2 separate regions of the Homo sapiens genome follow, and region 1 is linked to region 2. The links are chromatin loops, found by intact Hi-C in ENCODE. Cell type or tissue: tibial artery. All regions are shown on one strand. Links, peaks and the distances in the headings refer to the core of each region. The heading gives the core; the rest is flanking DNA. Region 1 overlaps LINC02917 (long intergenic non-protein coding RNA 2917). Region 2 holds the start of LINC02917 (long intergenic non-protein coding RNA 2917).

Region 1 (9,778 bases), core at 959-8,958, 50 kb after region 2:
CAAACGTTTCTTTATTTGGCTCTTAATGTAGACCCAATCAAACGAAAGAGCACTGAATTTTGGGAAAGAAAAAATTAAAATAGAATGTCAGTCTAAATTATTTTAAATCTGTTGTGCTTATCAAATATTTTTTATTGATTTATATGATTTTTAGGCATCAATATGGCATTTCACATGTATACTACTGTTGAAATTTTATATTATATTGCAACATACTTGCATATTATTTTAATAATATGAGGAAAGAATAAGACAGGTGATTTACTATGAGTTAGTTTTCTTATTTTGTGTAAAGAGGAACTTTACGAAGGCCAATTTTTTTCCACAGAAACTTCTTCCTTTAAGTAGATACAGCTTGTCTGAAGTATGAATCTATCATTTAAAAAAAATAGTTCAAGCCTGTTGAAGAGGCTTTATTATTTTTGCAACCTGCCCAAACAGAATTTTATATTATATGATAGCTTTGTTACTTGTCAATAACCATATAATTCATTTAAACTTCATTACTTGTCAATAACCATATAATTCATTTAAAAGAGAAGAAACTAGGCATTAAACAAATATCTTTACAGTATTTAAATTAAAATGTAGCATGCTGATTTCTGACTAGGAAAATGAAGAATAAGTGCCAACAAGAGACACTTAAGAAACTGCTATTACTTCTTTCATCTTCCCAGAGAATTATCTGTTCTCTGCATATCAGAATTTAGGCACATCATCTCCAATTGTTTGTGTACCTATCAATCTATCCTAAGAGAATCCTAGGTCCTCCAAGATAGAGACTATTTTATTATGTTTTATTTTTCCAGCATACTCAACATGTTGAATGCATGAATAACTGTACATATGAATGAGTGAGTACAGACATAATTTTCGTAAAGTTTAAAAAATATTTACGACCATGATTCATGGTAAAAAAAATACATTTGTACATCGGGATGCAAAACAGAAGAGTGTGCATACACATACAAGAAAAAAACAAAAACAAAAGAGTTACAAATCAATATTCATCTTTACTCCATGTACCACTCTCTGGTATTTTCTATTCATATCTATTTCATTGGAAAAAATAAACTTCTTGGTGAACTAAATTGATTTTATAAATGAGTCATAAACTGTAATTTAGAAAACTAATTTGTGGAATAGAAAAACATATAAGAATCAGCTTATCCCTAATTTAACTTAAATACAGAAAACTAGTAAATATGAGGTATATTGACACTATCCATGTCATAAAATGTCCTGGAAATAGTACAGAAAAGATTCTTGAGGGTAAATTTTTGAAGAAGGCTTCGGGGAAAAGTTTAACTCTACTTGAACCTTAGCATTTTAGAATTTTGATTACAGAGAGAAGCTGAACATTCAAAGGTGTAGAAGGTAAGAACAAAAGCAAGAAAAAACAGAAATGAGTGTAAGATGAGGAGGTATGACAGCTGTAAAGATCACAGAGTCAGGCTTGGAGAGATAAAATGTATGAATACTAGACTGAGGACTTTATTAGGACCTCAAACAACATTTTCTCTTTCTCTCTTTCCTCCTTCTCTCTCTCTTTCTTCCTTCCTTCCTTTCTTCCTTCTTTTTCTTTCTTCTTTCTTTCTTTCTTTCCTTTCTTTCTTTCCCTTCCTTCCTTCCTTTCTTTCTCTCTTTTTCTTTCTTTCCTTTCTTATCACTGTAACATCAGCAAGCAAAACTTTTCCCTTTGGTCAAAAGAGATAGACAGGGAACACAATTAGTCTATTACAATATTATGAAAAAGAAGTGATAAAGATTAGGCTAATTTGGAAACAACTAAAAAAGAAAAGTAACTGATTGCTTAGGAGACCAAGCAACGTAGGGAATTAACCCTTTGCATTATAAGCTCTGTCATCTGGGAGATACTGGTAGTGATGACAGGAATAGAAAAGTTAGAAATAATGGACTGTTTGAAAGGGCTGTTTGAGTATTTTTGAGGCACCCCTTCTCTACACTAATGACTGTTTCAATACCCAGGCTTACCTTTCAACGTGAGAATGTGTAATGGTTATTTTTAGCTAAAGGTTTGCAATTTTCAAGTATGCTAAACTTCAGTATTGAGGCAGACTGCTGCAAACAGGCAAACATTCTGGAAACTGGGTAAATCAGATTGCTCGTGGTACAGCTCTCTAAATCTCATGGCTTACCATCATTGAGATTCAGCATATAATCTTGATTCAAAGGAAACAAACAAACCAGCAATCAAAAAATAGAGTAAAATAACAACAACAATAAATACATAAATTCTCAAGAAGCTAACTACATCAAGAAAACATTTTGAATACTTTACAAAACTTTCACTGAAGTTACTTATTTCATTCATAATAAAAAAATTGGCCTTAGGCATAATTTTCAAAAACTGCTTTGTTTCCATTTATTAGATTTTAGAATTTTTAACCAAGGCTGACATTATCTCCCACTACTTCTACTACTTTCCTATTCCCAAGTCACTAAAACTAAGAAATCACAAGAGTTGCCTCTAATAGATACTTTTGGCAAAAAACCTAAATCCAACAGATACAGAAATGTAATATAGAGCACCCTAAATCACCCAAGTCAATTCTCTTTGGGCCTTAGAATATTAGTTGAGTGTTATTTTCATGACTTGTCTGATTTTTCTTTTTGGATCTCTCTATCTAGAACAATTCAGAGGTTTTATAAATAATATCTTTCTATGGTTGATTCATTTTAACACCATGATTTTATGTAAAATGGGAATGTCTGGTTTGTCATTTTTATTTTTTTCTCGGACTGAAAACACACCTTCAATGAAAATAATAGTCAATGGAATAGGGTAAATATTAATATCTACAGGATTATTATGAGTTATTAAGGTGAGTATGGCAGTCTCACACTCCAAAGAAATGAACATCTACAACTTCAGAATGTGTTCAGATGTTTATAGCATACAACATATCATAACACTTCATAATTACAAAGCACCTTTCTTGAAATAAACTCTAGTCTATTTCACATGTTCTCATAGTTTCTTTGGAGTTGTTCCAAAGATACATTACTGTTTATAAGGTAAAGTGTGACACATGGCAAGTTCCTACAAAATCCATCTGAATTGAAGAAAGGAGATCAAAAACTAAGCAAGCTGAGTAGATGTCTCTGTGTGAGAAAGGCCCCTTCTGTTGTGATCTACAGAACTAATGAAAAGAATTTTTCCAGACACCACAGCATAGGGCTGCAGTGGGTTCTGCCTGTTAGTCTGGAGGAATTATTGTTTCAAAATATCCTCGCTGAATGTCAGGAATGCCCTAAGAGTCGTTTTTCCTCCTAGGTCCTAATGGCTCTTAACTTACATTAAAATGTTTTCTGGATTTATATAAGTGCTAATAATGACAACCTTTAGAAAAAATCCTGAGTTACATGTCATGGATTATTAAAACTTTACAGGAACAATTTACTTCTGGCAGGTCAAACAAAACTGGAACTTAGTAAGCATATTACCGCAGTGCTGCCTATTAGAAATGTCTTATGAATTAGTAAAAACATCTAAAATATTATTCTTCCTATGTGACAGCATATCTTATAAAGAACTAATTATTCAGAATTGAGTCACTTTTTCTGTTCTTTGCAATGAGTTTAAGTGGTAGGAAGAGAGAGGTAGTGTTAAATATCACAGATTCCACGACCATCCAGTCACAGAAGTGATTTAATTCTAGAAGGGTCTGAAAATAGTAATAGGATTATTACCAAAATATGTTACGGGATAACAGCAAGGATTGACTGGAATTGCTTATGTAAAGTTTCTGGAACCCTTTTAGCTGGTCACAAAGTTAGGGCTGAGGTGCTCTGCATCTTCCGCATCCTGCCACAGATAATTCTGTACAATCTGCAGAGATGGTAGGTAGTAGCTCTATACCATGCTTAAAAAAAATCGCAGTCCATGAAGTACAACCACATTCTCATAAATCACAGATGTGTTCATTATCAAAAGGATCCTCAAGTTTGAAGTAATTTCAAAGTCTGGTAGGCCTGTCTCATGAGCAGATTGAAAAAGTCACACACATGATCTGATAACACCTGGGAGATATACTTCTGCCCTGAAATTTTTAATGGTGCTTCTTTTAGGGGAACACTTTTTATTTGAAACCTTTCTTGGTACAGATAAAAGTGGGGTCGCTTTGACTGCAGAGGAGGCCCTGGAGCTCCTTCTGCTCCAGTGTCTGGGGCAGTATTGAAGAACACAGGTAGTTTTAGAAAGCGTAAAATCATTTTTGAGGTTCAGTGCCCTGCAAATAATCATTCTTTTTTGAAATTACCTGTTTATTTTCCTCAGAAACAAGATAGAAACCTACATATGAAGAGGAGCTTTCAATAGTAGAGTTTTCAGTAATAAGGAGGAAATTCTCTAGCCTTTAAAAAATGGAAAAAATTAAATCTTGCTCTTTTGAAAGACTACATGTATTACTGTTTCTAAATTTTCCTAGAAAAAATAAAGCCTTTGCTTAAAAAAATACAGCATTATATAACTATGAAATCCATAGATCTTTTATACATTTGATATGTACATCAGTTCTGAGCCAAAAGCACATAAATTAAACCACCATAAAATAAAATATATATATAATTATAAAAAATAATGTTATTCAGAAATAAAGTACTATAAAAAGAGGCTGAGATATTAAAGATACACCTTATTTTCATTTTCTGTCTCCTCAGGCATGGGTTAATGTGAAGGTATACACTGTTCTATTATAATTCAAAAATACTTAATAATCTTTGGAGGAAAAAACCTACTTATTTCCACACTTGCAGATTTTTTTATTGGTAAAATTGAGAGCATATGCCACCTCTGGGATCTAAAGTGTTGCAGTTAATAATAATTCTGTTTACCATGATAATGGCAATCATATAACTTCACAATTTAATAGGTGGGATTTAAAAAATAGTTTTATGCGTCAGTTTACTTTTGATGAGTTTAATCTAACTGGTTGCATATTTTGTGACTTCTTTATCTATATTTAGTACTATCTTTTCCTTCCTTTTTCTTTTTGAGATGGAGTCTCACCCAGTCGCCCAGGCAGGAGTGTGGTGGTATGATCTCGGCTCACTGCAACCTCCCCCTCCCAAGTTCAAGCAATTCTCCTGCCTCAGCCTCCTGAGTAGCAGGGATTACAGGCACCCACCACCACGCCCAGCTAATTTTTGTATTTTTAGTAGAGACAGGGTTTCACTGTGTTGGCCAGGCTGGTCTCGAACTCCTTACCTCGTGATCCTCCTGCTTCAGCCTCCCAAAGTGCCGGTGTGTCCGGAATTGGTGGGTTCTTGGTCTCACTGACTTCAAAAATGAAGCCACGGACCCTCGCAGTGAGTGTTACAGCTCTTAAGTGGCGCGTCTGGAGTTTGTTCCTTCTGATGCTCGGATGTGTTGGGAGTTTCTTCCTTCTGGTGGGTTCATGGTCTCGCTGGCTCAGGAGTGAAGCTGCAGACCTTGGCGGGGAGTGTTACAGCTCTTAAAGCAGGGCCTCTGGAGTTGTTCGTTCCTCCCAGTGGGCTCGTGGTCCCGCTGGCTTCAGGAGTGAAGCTGCAGACCTTGGCGGCAAGTGTTACAGCTCATAAAAGCAGTGGGGACCTAAAAAGTGAGTAGTAGCAAGATTTATTGCAAAGAGTTAAAGAAAAAGCTCCCACAGGGTGCAAGGGGACCCTAGCGGGTTGCCACTGCTGGCTCGGGCAGCCTGCTTTTATTCTCTTATCTGGCCCCACCCACCTCCTGCTGATTGGTCCATTTTACAGCAAGCTGAGTGGTCTGTTTTGACAGGGCGCTGATTGGTGCGTTTACAATCCCTGAGCTAGACACAAAGGTTCTCCACATCCCCACTAGATTAACTAGATACAGAGTGTGGACACAAAGTGTTCTCCAAGGCCCCACCAGAGTAGCTAGATACAGAGTGTCAATTGGTGCATTCACAAACCCTGAGCTAGACACAGGCTGCTGATTGGTGTGTTTACAAACCTTGAGCTAGATACAGAGTGCCGATTGGTGTATTTACAATCCCTGAGCCAGACATAAAGGTTCTCCAAGGCCCCAAAGTAGCTAGATACAGAGTGTCAACTGGTGCATTCACAAACCTTGAGCTAGACACAGGGTGCTGACTGGTGTATTTACAATCCCTGAGCTAGACATAAAGGTTCTCCACGTCCCCACCAGACTCAGGAGCCCAGCTGGCTTCACCCAGTGGATCCCTTACCGGGGCTGCAGGTGGAGCTGCCTGCCAGTCCAGGTGCCTTGCGCCCGCACTCCTCAGCCCTTGGGTGGTCGATGGGACTGGGCGCCGTGGAGCAGGGGGTGGCGCTCCTCGGGGAGGCTCGGGCCGCCCAGGAGCCCCATGGAGGGGGTGGGAGGCTCAGGCATGGCGGGCTGCAAGTCCCGAGTCCTGCCCCGCGGGAAGGCAGCTAAGGCCCAGTGAGAAATTGAGCGCAGCGCCAGGTGGGCTGGCACTGCTGGGTGACCCAGTACACCCTCCGCAGCCGCTGGCCCGGGTGCTAAGCCCCTCATTGCCCGTGGCCTGCAGGGCAGGCCGGCTGCTCAGAGTGCGCGGCCCGCCAAGGCCACGCCCACCCGGAACTCCAGCTGGCCCGCAAGCGCCGCGCGCAGCCCCGGTTCCGGCTGGCGCCTCTCCCGCCACACCTCCCTGCAAGCTGAGGGAGCCGGCTCTGACCTTGGCCAGCCTAGAAAGGGGCTCCCACAGTGCAGCGGTGGGCTGAAGGGCTCCTCAAGTGCCGCCAAAGTGGGAGCCCAAGCAGAGGAGGCGCCGAGAGCGAGTGAGGGCTGTGAGAACTGCCAGCACGCTGTCACCTCTCACTGGGATTACAAGCGTGAGCCACCGCGGCCAGTCAGTGCTATCTTTTAAAGATTTTTTTATTTTTGTTTTTGTTTTTTTTTTCAGTCAATAAACTTGGACTTTGCACCTTTAACTAACTTGATACAGCTCCAGACAAAGCTAAGAGTCTAGATAAGCAGTCAGTCCAGTTGTGGATTGTGTCAGAAAAATGACTTTGGCAACTCATGTAGAGACTATGCTCAGGTTCCCGTGTCCATAAAAATTGGTATAATAACACTCATTCCCCTTTTATTTTGCAGACATCATAAAGATGAATAAGATAATTAAAGGAACCCAAATATATGGGCATAAACATATAAACCTGAGGTAGGACTATTATTATAATGATGTTAAACAATGAGCATATTCAAAAGCTAAGTAATTAATACAAACTGTCCAAGACCATTTTTAAATATTGCATGCATATGGAAATTTGGAAAGCAAGAAGGAATCACAAGCTGGGCCACTGGGAAAGTTCGAGAGCCCTAATCCTGCCAGAGGCACTGCAGGGTGTAGTCACTTTCAGCACTCCTGTCTGACAACTCCCAGGTGAGTAGAGAGATTTGCGTCTTTCCCACCAGCCTGTGCTGAAAAAGTTTTCCCTGCTATTTAAAAACAGGCATGGTTCCTCTCATTTCTGGTAGGCGCAAGGGCCAGAGGCCTAATAGGACAAATAACCTTTCCTTCTCCGACCCCAGAAAATGTCCACATTAATTGGAATTGAATATTGAAATGTACCACTTTTGCATACATCTAAAACTTGCAGCCTCTGGCTTCATTATGAGTCAGATGGCAAATTGGAAAGACTGCGGGTGGGTCCTGAAACAAGGCTTTGAATGTTTTCTGCGTCTTTGTGAGCAGCTAGGCTTTCTACTGCTTGTAACATTAAAGTTGAATATAAAACTGTCATTTAAAGAAAAAGTGCTAGAGCATCTCTTTCCTTCCCGGCTGTATTTGGGATCCATCGACCCTTCCACAGAGAAGTCTCCTTTGAAGTCCCCTTTCTGACCAGGTTTATCTCCCAATTATTTTTTTCTTCTTCAGCTTTGAATTTATTCTTGTTCATACTTATCTCAGTTGCAATTTTTCATTTATCTGGAGGATTATTTGATTAGTGCCTTCCTTGCCAACTGGAAAGTAAGTTAGAGTAAATCGGGGCTGTATTTACTAGGGCTGCCGTATTTATCACAAACAAGTAAACAAAAAATTACAGGACACTCAGCTAAATTTGAATTTCAGATAAACATAGAATAATTTTTAGTACAAGAATGCTGTTTATCTAAAATTCAAATTTAACTGGGAATCCTGTATTTTATCTGGCAACATTTTTAGTCACAGTTTACCTTCAAGGCTTATCATAGTATTAAGAATATTGTAAGAGTTCAATTAAAATGTCTTGAATGGATGAATGCCAGATTGCAAGGAGGAAGGAAGGTATCATAACATTTTAGACAGTTGCAAATACATAAGATTGCACACTGTATACTTATAATTCATTTCCAAAAACTCTTCCTTGAAATAAATTTTCAAAAGCCAGGAACGACCCATAGAGATCATAGATAAAACTTTTATGAGTAGTAGTCAGTAAAAATGTCATACCACAATTCCACCATCAACATACTTTCGATTCTCCTGATTTCTATACAGAAAAGGTAACGAAAATCATATACACATCACGTAATTAACTAAAAACCAAATTTGAAGCAAGAAGACTCTCCTCATTTTTTACAGTGTTGATTGAAATACAGCAGGTGAAGCTTACAGAATGTGTAGTTATAAGTAGAAACATTCACTAGAGATCAAGGGGTGTAGAAATAGCCAGGAAAACTGGCAAATAACCCTCATCAGGTTTTGCGTGTACCTCAGATATTGTTCTTTGTCATCATCATTATTATAATTGTTTGACCTAATTGCTGTCTATAAATTACAAAGCAGATTATTGTCTTCTCAGACCCTTTTCATGTTTCTCTATTCTTTCATTAATTTCAACAAATACTGAATGTCTATTGTGTGTAAAACAATCTCTAAAACAGAAAATAAAAACCTATGTAAATGTGTTAAAGACTTACATAAAAAGTATTCTTATGTGGAAATACACACATTTTTTTCCTAAAAAGAATTTGCTAACTTAGCAAAGGCAAAGATTGCAAAGCACAGAAAGAATCCATATGACGACAGTACAAGTTAAGACATGTAGAATGAGAGTGAATTCCCTCCAATATATGTGTAGTTTGGCCCCTTACCCTCCATAATCTATATATTAGTCATTTCATTGTTTGAATATTTCATTTTAGAACACCATTAATAAATTATACATAAGTTTAAATTTCTACTGCTGTATATAAGCATACTTCTACTTTGCTCTTTTTTTTTTTTTTTTCTTAGAGGTGAAAGGATCCAGTAAGACTCTCCTTCTTGTAACAATGCTTTAGAAAACCACTTTGTGGTAGATTAAAGATGAACTACGGATTTTTTACTGTTCTTTGCACAAGAGGTGGAGCTAAATTCCTGTCTCCTTGAACCCATGCTGTCCTTACTGAAATGTTTCCTTCTTTTCTATATACTTTGACACAGTGTGTCTAAGATTGTAGGTTTTCTTTTTTTCATTCTTTTTTTAAAGTGTTTGGTAGAACTTGCTGGAAAAGCCATATCTGAATTTGTTTTAGTTTTGTTTTTGTTTTGTCAGAAGATTTTTCACTAGGGATTCAAACACTTTAATGGTTATGGGACTATGGTATTTTCTTTCTTTTTTAATTCAGTTCCCAGGAATTTGACCAATTTATGTAAGTTTTCAAATTTACTGGCATAAAGCTCTTCATAACATCTTTATATTATCTTTAAAAATTTCTGCATCCGTTATGTCTCTTTTGTTGTTAAAGTTAATTATTTAAGCTTCCCTACCTCTTTTTCTCACTACCTCCTCGATCTCCCTT
Region 2 (9,557 bases), core at 1,558-9,557:
CAGCAGAAAGGTAAATGGATCTAAATGGCTATAGGAAAAAAGGAGATGCGCGCTTAAAAGAACTAAACTTCCTAGCCGCAATGTTAGGAGAATCACTGGAATGAATTATAGTGAAAGTTGTGTACCTTCTTTCTCTGAACCTTTCTGAAAAGTGAAAAGACAGGAGAAGGACAAGGACAAGTTAGCTGTCCTCATTTGCAGTGTTCACTCCATATGTCTCCTCCTGACAGATGCTTTGAAAAGCTTTATCTTGACTGGTTTGTCAGTGTAAGCACCTTCTCATCTCAAGGTTTTTTGCACAAAGACTTTAATTGGTTAAGCCAATTTGTAGTTGTAACTACAAATACCCACTTTGCAGCAAGAGCTGAATCACAAATCACTTTTAAACATTATTTTCTAATCATAGAAAATGGATTGGGGAGACAGAGAGGGAAAAAACAGATACGTAATCTGTTTGAAGTGACTTAAATTAACTCTTCCTTTGAGCCAGAGGGCTATCTCTGAGCTTTCCACAGCCACAAACCATTTCCTAAAGATATTCTTCTTATGAGTAGCCAGTTTTATGAATAGAATGGGGAGTTGCACAGTAGCGATAGAGGTATAAGTGGGAGGATTTGTGAATCTAATTCTCTAGACTCTGTTGAGGTGGGGAAGCTTGACTAAATGGTGGATGACCTTTGGCACAAGACAGTCATTTGCTAGGAATGAACACAGACTACCTTTATGGGAAAGAGAATAGAGTATGACAAATTTCAGCCAAGTTCAATGTCAGAGATGAGAGAACAAAGATGGATCTAGCATTAAGTGGTTAGGACAGCAGGAGAATTAAACTAGAGGGCCAGAAACAGGTGTTTAGCAAATACAAGGCTGGAATTGTGGCTGAAATTCCAGACCAAAGGCAATATAGCCTATCTTCCTCCTTCCTGCCCTTCTTTCTCTCCCTTCTTTTCTTTATTTTTTCTGAAGACAGGCACAAACAAGACCTTTCTGAAGTCTTATAACTGATGGTAGCTGAAAACAACCAAGGGTATCAGAAGTACAGTGTTCATTTTACCAGCCAAACTTCTTCCTGTCAGTTATCTCAAAATCCAGCTTACCGCTTGTATTAGTCCACATTCACACTGCTATAAAAAACTACTTGAGACTGGATAATTTATAAAGAAAAAAAGTTTAACTGGTTCACAGTTTCACATGTCTCTGGAGGCCTCAAGAAACTTACAATCATATCAGAAGGCAAAGGGGAAGCAAAGCAGGTCTTACATGGCAGCAGGAGAGAGAGAAAGAGAGAAGTTCCACATTTTTAAACCATCAGATCTTGTGAGAACTCATTCACTATCACGAGAATAGCATGGGGGAGACCATCCCCATGAGCCAATCACCTCCCACCAGGTCCTTCCCTCCACATGTGGGGGTTACTATTGGAGATGAGATTTGGGTGGGGTCACAGAGCCAGACCATATCACTGCTGTAGAAAATGATTTTCATTCACAGTTCACCTTTGAGATGTCTTTTGGGAAGAATAGAAATGTAATTTTTTTTTTTTGAGACTGTCTCCCTCTGTCACCAAGCTGGAGTGCAGTGGCATGATCTCAGCTTACTGCAACCTCCACCCCTCAAGTTCAAGCGATTCTCGTGCCTCAACCTCTGGAGTAGCTGGTATTACAGGCATGTGCCACCACACCCAGCTAATTTTTGTGTTCTCAGTAGAGATGGTGTTTCACCATGTTGGCCAGGATGGTTTCCATCTCCTGACCTCATGATCTGCCCGCCTCGACCTCCTAAAGTGTTGGGATTACAGGCGTGAGCCACTGTGGCCGGCTGAAATATAAGGTATTTTCTCAAGCATATTTATTGCCCTCCATCTGTCATCAGGAATGTTTACTTTATGCAAAAATATGGCATTAGTGTGATTTTGACAGGGAATGGTACTCATTTTAAAGATTTGTTGACACAATAGATAATGAGAATCAAGTATTTTTATAAGTTATCTACAAAGCTATCTAATTTTTTAATAGAAGTAGTATTTTACTAAGTAAATTTATACTTCTAGCACTTGATAAATTAACAAATATATGTTTTAAATTTTCTAGGAAGAGCCTATTTACTGTCTACCAGTAAACAGTATCTAAAGGGACTTTGTTGGAGGGATACAACTATCTATATTTCCTCTTTTTTTCTTCTACCCTTCACTCCCTTTTCCCATTTCCTGTATTTTTGTGGCCTCAATTTCCTTTTGGCCAAATTGCTGATCAGTTAATTGGAATCTAACATTTTTTGACTATCTAATGTACAAACATGGTCTTATTTAATGTTCACAATTAGCACCCCAAACTTAAAAAAAAAACAGTCAGTCACTTGTTCAAAGTGACTTAATTGGTAAGAATGGTAGAGAATTTTTATTTTCACTGAAATAATCAGTCTTAAGAAAGTAAAAACCTATTGGACGACCATAATTCTGTACACTATCTCAAGTTGTTTTCAAAGGATCTGGGTAGGGGAAAGATAGGCAAGAGCTAAAATGAGAGCTGTTTTAGGCACAAACTGATTTAAATAAACTTATTCTGCCAATTTAACAGAGAATACAACATACTTGTGACATTTGCCTGGCATGTTTTAGAAACAACAAAGAAAAAAATAGTGTGTTTGAGCAGATGTAGAATATTGAGCATTCAGGGTGCTATGTAAGGACTAGAGAGGCAGTTTGAGGTTGTATGTTAAAGGACTTTTTAGACCAAGTAGAAGAGGCTAAAATGTGTCCCATTTGTATCAGAGAGCCAATGGAAACTTTTAAGATGCGGAGAGTCATGATCTGATTTGTTGAAAATAGAACTGATTATAGATCATCTGAAACTAATTTGGCATTAGTCAATATTTTGTTGAAGGGAAAATTCATCCTCTTATCCATAGAGTCCTTAAACTGTAGACATCTGTGTCTACTCTGCCCTCCTCCAATCACTGTCTATATCTTTGGTACCAAATCCTATCCAGTTTACTCTACATCATCTCTTGCAATTTTATTTTCCATTCTTTCCCTTATCCATGTCCAGATTCACACATCTTCTATTTGCTCATGCCTGGACTTTTGAAGCACATCATGTATTAGGGGGCCAGACACCAGCTTCTCTCCTTTTACCAATATATTCCTCATAGTGTTGGAATTATGGAATCTCTGCAAAGAATAAAGAAACATGCCAAATACTTCCTCTAGTTTCACCTGATAAGAACCATGCAATGCCTACTATTTGGTGTAATTAATTTTTTATTGTTTTGCTTGTGCAAATAACCTTTAGAACTAGAGAACTCCTGAAGCACAAAGTACTCTGTAATAAATGATAATCACCAAATGTTAGGGTAGAGGCTATCTAAGTGAGCATCTCCCCTGAGCCCCTGGGCTCTGAAAAGTTATCAGACAGATAGCCAGGCCGACCCTTGCCTTCACGCAGGGCAGAAAGGCCGAAGCAGCCTGATGGCAAGTGCCCTTATGGCACTTACCATGTCCAAGATAGAAGTTGTAAAATGGTGGCCAATGGGCTGAATTGGCTTAAAGCTATATATTTTTAAATGGCATCATTTAAATAAATATTTATAATTTGAGAGAATTCACATAAAAATTCACATTTATGCCTTCTGTTGAAAATACAGAAGATCTGTCCAAGCAAGATCAGAAATCAGATGGGCCTATGTAGAGGAGGGGCACAATCTTGAAAAGGTGCCACCTTTTACTGTTTCCACATCATATTTGTGACTTCTATTCCTTAACACTCTGGGCCTGGGGGAAGAGGAGGGAGAGAAGATGGGGAGTACCGAGAGTGCCTGGGATTGAATTTCCTGTCATCCCAATGGGAAGATGTCTCAGAGTTAGAATTACACTTTTAAATCGTGATCGTAAAAGAAAATGAAATTTCTTGAACCCACGAGTGTATAGATTTGTATCAGCTAGGTGTAATGTCAATAATTTATTGGTTGAGTTTTAAAACAACCCCTCAGTTTCTTCCTATTTCTTATTTTCTCATCCTTTTAAGAATAGAGAGCATCAGATATATCCATAGACACAGTGAAGAATGAGCAGGTAATAGATAAGGAAATGGGTGGTCTTCAATATAGAAGTTCCAAGCAGCAAATTAAGTTGGGGAATGTTATGGGTAGAAAACCAAGGAAAGAAAAAAATAAGTTTATAGGCAAATTAGATTAACAGACTATTCCTGTTGTGACGAGAAGTTAATAAGAACTGAGAGCAAGAGCTTTTGCCTCTTCAGATATTTAAAGACAACCAGAAAACATCACAGCCTAGGGCTGGAGAGCATATAAAAGATAAGTTTAGAGAAGTCCTCAAACCGATAAAATAACAACTTACTTCCCCAAATATGCTAAGGGTGTTTGTCTGTGGTTAGTCAAACCATTAAAATGGGGAAGGAGGAGGGGTCAGAATTTTCTCTTCTAGGTTCAGAAGAGCCACATTTTGCCGTTCCGACTCTAAAGCAACTACATTTCTCTACAGAGCACAGAACTGTATGTAAATTCATCCATTGTAAATCTAATCTGCAAACATGTATTAGATCAGTATTTGGAGACAGAGAAGCCAACTGGTTCTTAACATTACATTGTATAGCTTCTATTAACATGTATCTCAGGGACTCATTTGGGTGATATTTGCATTGCCTAGGCTGTGGACAAACCACCAGGTAGCCTGAAAAGGACTTACTCTAGGGAAGAAACAGTGTGAAAAATAGTGTGGGGGTATACTTGTTGAAGTGTGAGTGAGGGAGGATAGTGGAGGAAAGGAGAAAGGAGGCATTGGTAGACTCATTTAAGACAAAAAATGGGCATTTCGGTTTCTTAAAAGCCACTTTTTTTTCAATTTAAAACTGTTTTGGGACTAAAGCCTCAGCCATATAAATTATTCTTACCAGGAAAAAAATTCTCTGAAGGAAAAAAAAAGCTAAACATGTATCTTGGCAAGGGGTTTCATATTTGAATTTAAATTTAAAGATAAATTTGTTTTTAAGAAAGCATAAAAAAGCAATTTCAGAAAAAAATCAGAAAAGCTTAGTTTTCTTTTTATTAAAAAAGAAACACAGAGAAATAAATTGATTTAGTTTCTTGTTATGTTCCCTTGGATATGACATAAATTGAAAATTGTAATTAGAAAAGAAATGAAAAATAATTCAATAAAGCTTTCACAATTATTCCTGAAAGAGCCATAAATGCAGTATATAATGACATAATACAGTAGTCAAGATAGTCATTGTTTAAGGTGAACTGAAATGTGCATTATTACATCAACAAAAAGATCCCACAGCTGACACTAATCTTTAGCGTTCTGCCAAAGTGGCATTTTATCCAAACTTTCTGTATTGACCTCACAATTCCACATACATACCTGTAATTCAAAACTTACTCATTTTTTCAAAACATGTGTAATCTGTATATGCAGATATGTGTACTTCAAAGGGTTAAGCTACCCAAGCCATAGTCAATGAATCACTTTTAAAAAGAGCAATAACTCACTGTAAGAATCACGTAATTTCTTACTGTAGGTGTGCTTTAACTAACTTTCACACACTCATGTTTGCTTTAAAGAATTCAGAATTTATGAAATAAATGACACAGTTTTTAAAAATCTTTTGAAGCCAGCAACTGGAAAAATAAGTGAATTATTTCAAAGATATTATTACTATACTTGAAAATATCATTTCAAAAATCCTAGTTCTTATTAGGGAGTAAAAAATGGACTACTGCATTTCAACCTAAAGCTACGTTTTAAAATGCTCCATATCTTTGTATGCAATATATTTTCTAAATGTAAGTAATTAGCTGTCTGTTCTTGAAATAATTTTTGGTTAAACAAAAGTTTCAACTCCTATAAGGCATAGTTAATAGCATGGTAATTACAACATTTTTATAATAACTTACAATCTTCTGAGATGTTTCACAATTCCTTCAGTTAGGGCTGGCAAATATGATTTCTGTTACTATTCTATTTTAGCTTTTCAGTAAGTGCCAGCAAGAGAAATTATATTCCTTTCCTTTTATGGCTTTCTGTGAGGCCCTGACTTGTAGAGAAGGCATTTGTGAGGTTGCTAACATTAAAGTTAATGTTAAACAGCTTATATTTTAACTAGAGATACTTCGCAGTTGGGATATATGCACATTTTGATTCTTTGCCACAGATGTAGTTGAAAATAGTAAATACTTTCTTCTCATTTATTTATTTTTACTCCTGAAATCAGGTGGCCTCTTAAAAATCTTCAGAAAAGTCAGCTCGTTTGAAAAGGAGACCAGGAAATATTGATTGATATAAAAATGAAAGTTCAAGCAGTCGACACTTTTTGTTTTAAATAATGTAGAAGCTAAAAAATAAAATAAATTCACTTTGCCAAAATGCAAGGCATTTTAGGCTCTTATGAAGAAAAAAGTGAATACTAACATGATACTCAGCAAACTGGTTAAAAAAAAGTGGGAAGGGAAGGTTTTTGTTAGAGGACATGTTAGTTTGCTATTAAAAAATATTACTATTCCAAGAAGTCTGGCTAATGCCAGAGACTCTTCATCAGCAAAATAAGAGAAGCATGCTGAGCCTCAAACATATTTCTACACATTTCTTGAAAAAGTCTGAGCAATCTTTAAAACAGGAGTGAAGAGGAGAAAGCCATACCAGTCCTAGTGGTGTCTGAAGTGTCCTCTGGTGATCTCTACCACACTTTGACCACACCTCCATCCCCAGCTGTGTACACATAACAAAGGTTATCAATAAATAATGTATTCATCTACTGGATTGCAGTGAAAGCCCCGATTACTTTTCTCCTATGTTTGGACTAAAGGTATTGGCTTTCTTCAGATATAACCAAGGAATATGAAATGCATTTAGGGAAAAGATCAAAAAGTACATGGAGGCCTGGCTAGTAAGAAGGAATATTATAATTTGCCTTCATATGATAACACTGTAACTGCTTAAGTACTCCTCAAAAATAACTTTTCATGGTATGTCTTTACTGATCCACTAAGAACTCTTACAGTATTAAATATTTTACACTATCAAAATTCTGGAGAATGCATCCTTTCCTATGTAACCCTCTATTTGATAAGATAAAAGAATTTTGCCATTCATTGTGCCTTACACAAATGGTTTATCTTATCAAAACAAATAGTGCTCTAAAAACAGGATTTTTTTTTAAGTAAGCAAGATCTTTTTTAGATGCATGTTTTGTGCCTACATGTGTTCTATATAATCAGCAGTTATAGTCATAATACTTTATGTAATTATTTAATTTCCAAAGTTTTAGCTGACATATAGCAGTATACCTGAAAAATATTAATAAAGCTTTTTGAGCATATTCTCTTTCATCCTCAAAAACAAGGTACCTAATATAATTTTATTATGCTTTGATTTAGAAACCATATTAATTAACCTGTTAGAACACAGAAATGTAGGATTTTAGGGCTGACATGGACATAAGAATTGTTTAGTTCAACTGTCTTTAAAGATTTTGCAAGAGAGGGTCTCTAGATGAAAAATTTGCTTGGATTCACATAGCAGCTGTGAATAAAGAATTGATAGAGGAATTTGAATATGAACAAAGTAATTAAAATTTAAAATCTGAAATATTCTTTCAATGACTATATAAACCTCTGTCCATCTATCATATGTATTTTGTGTAATGTTAGGAAATGGTATTTCCCTTCTTGGAAAATATTTTTAGTACCATAGGAATATAAAGATACAAAAGTCTTTTTTATTTCTGTTTACTCAACAAATATTTATAGAAAATTATTTCCTTCCTAACAATAACAAAATGGTATATCAATGAACATTTTCATAAGAACAATATACAATATAAACTTGTAAAACTATTCATGAGTCACTTAGTGAATGATAGTGAATTTTTGATATTTTAATTAATTCTTCTGTTGCCAAAGCCACAGCTGTACAAACTCTGTAATTATGAGACTGAATATGCATTGTAATTGTGTCTTTTCTCATTAGTTCTATTTTTCAAGCAATGGCAATTTAAATAGATATTTGTATTGCAGTGCTTTTCCCAGGAGAGATTATAAACAAATAAAGCAGGGATAGCTATATGATGAACTATTATGCAGCCATTAAAAACTATGTTATTAAATTATTTTCTAATGACAAAAGAAAAAGAATATGGTATTATTTCAAGTGAAATAACCCATTTAGAAGCCAATTATGATCACACACACACACACACACACACACACACACACACAGTGAAAGGAAGCCAGTGAAAGGAAGCCTGCAAAAAAAAAATTTTTTTTGAGAATACTAACAATGTGGAGGTTTTTCTGAGTTGCAGAATTTTGGAGGACTTTACAAAAATTCTGCATTTTTAGTATTTCCTACAATGAGCATATTTATTCTTATACACAGGAAAGACTAAAACTAATTTCAAAGAAATATAAACAAAAATATGAAAGTATGAAATATGATAATGCAGGTGCAATTTCAGGCTACTTAAACATTGCATTCAGTAGCATCTTTTCTTTAGAGAATGTTAGGATCTGGGCTAATATGTATTTTATAAGAGAGTATGAGACAAAGGCATTTTTGCTCAGTAAAAGATTAGAAGCATTAGAAGCATTGCAAAGCAGAAGAGACCAATGGAACAGGAAACAAAAGTAAAAGAGTTCAGATAAGGGACTGCTGAGAAAAACAAAAGTGAGTTGCTAACAAGTAGTAAGAGCATTTTCTGAGTGTTTTGGCTTATCATATTAACTTAGACAAAGGTAGAAGGAAATAATATTTCTATAACATCTGTAATATGGCAGCGATTATGCTTGAACATTTTATTTATATCAGTTAAATTTAAGTTGGGTCATATAGGTCTGTTTATTCTCATATTACTTAGATATAATTTACCTCACCCTGGTATGTTACTGAGAAAAGCAGACTGACAAGAAGTAATGAAACCATGATTTAAATTTAGCTTAGTTGGCTGCTAAAACTTATGCTCTTTGCATTTTACTTTCCTTTCTCCGGAGTATTTTGATAAAATAATTAAAAGTACTGTCTGTCTTCCAGGATGATAATGGTTCTGTTATTTGACTATCTGAAAAGAATTTGCTAATTTCTTTTTTCAGATAGAAAAGTAGACTTAGGGAGGGGTTTCATGTAGAAACAGTTCTCTCATGTTCTCAATTTTGCGGCTGAGCAGAAGCCAGTGATATAACAAAAACCAAATGGTCACTGGAGAAAGACAGGCCTCTGTTCAGCTCCCAGATCTCACATTTACTAGATATGTGACATCAGGCAAGCTTCTTAATGTTTCTGAGTTTTAGATTCCTATCTGTAAAATGTACTAACAATACCATCTTATAGAATAATTGTGAAGATAAATGAGAAAAACATTTAAAAGATGCCTAGAAGAAATTACAGCATATCATAGACCTCCAATAAATATTGGCTTTCTTTTCCTTAAGTGCCAGCCCTTGGATACTTTTACAACAAGCTATTAATACTTGTTGTCCAGGACTTTTATCAGTTTCTCCTGAGCTTCCTGCAGCAAGTGGCAGCCTACCTCTTAAATTCCTAGGTG

The links. A loop is a pair of places that touch in the nucleus more often than their neighbours do. Peaks named below come from ENCODE experiments on the same cell type or tissue, not always from the same donor. Only the 100,000 strongest peaks of a DNase experiment are listed, where the experiment ranks them.
Region 1: it touches region 2 in a loop (2.4-fold over the local background); 5 of 110 quality-filtered maps call a loop at or near these places.

What each region holds. Positions count from the first base shown.
Region 1 is chr3:152,149,282-152,159,059 of GRCh38, reverse strand. It overlaps LINC02917 (long intergenic non-protein coding RNA 2917), which reads left to right. Exons shown (of 3, transcript NR_186000.1): 2 at 7,106-7,394. Among named protein-coding and RNA genes, the nearest start is that of LINC02917, 51 kb to the left of the region's middle. In tibial artery, for the core only: no CTCF peak of the experiment used is centred there; no DNase peak of the experiment used is centred there; H3K27ac peaks cover 7,730 bases.
Region 2 is chr3:152,200,325-152,209,881 of GRCh38, reverse strand. It overlaps LINC02917 (long intergenic non-protein coding RNA 2917), which reads left to right and starts at 4,455. Exons shown (of 3, transcript NR_186000.1): 1 at 4,455-4,509. It overlaps LOC101928166 (a long non-coding RNA gene), which reads left to right and starts at 4,453. Exons shown (of 3, transcript NR_136178.1): 1 at 4,453-4,509. RefSeq lists a silencer at 6,608-6,902. In tibial artery, for the core only: no CTCF peak of the experiment used is centred there; no DNase peak of the experiment used is centred there; H3K4me3 peaks cover 4,064 bases; H3K27ac peaks cover 8,000 bases.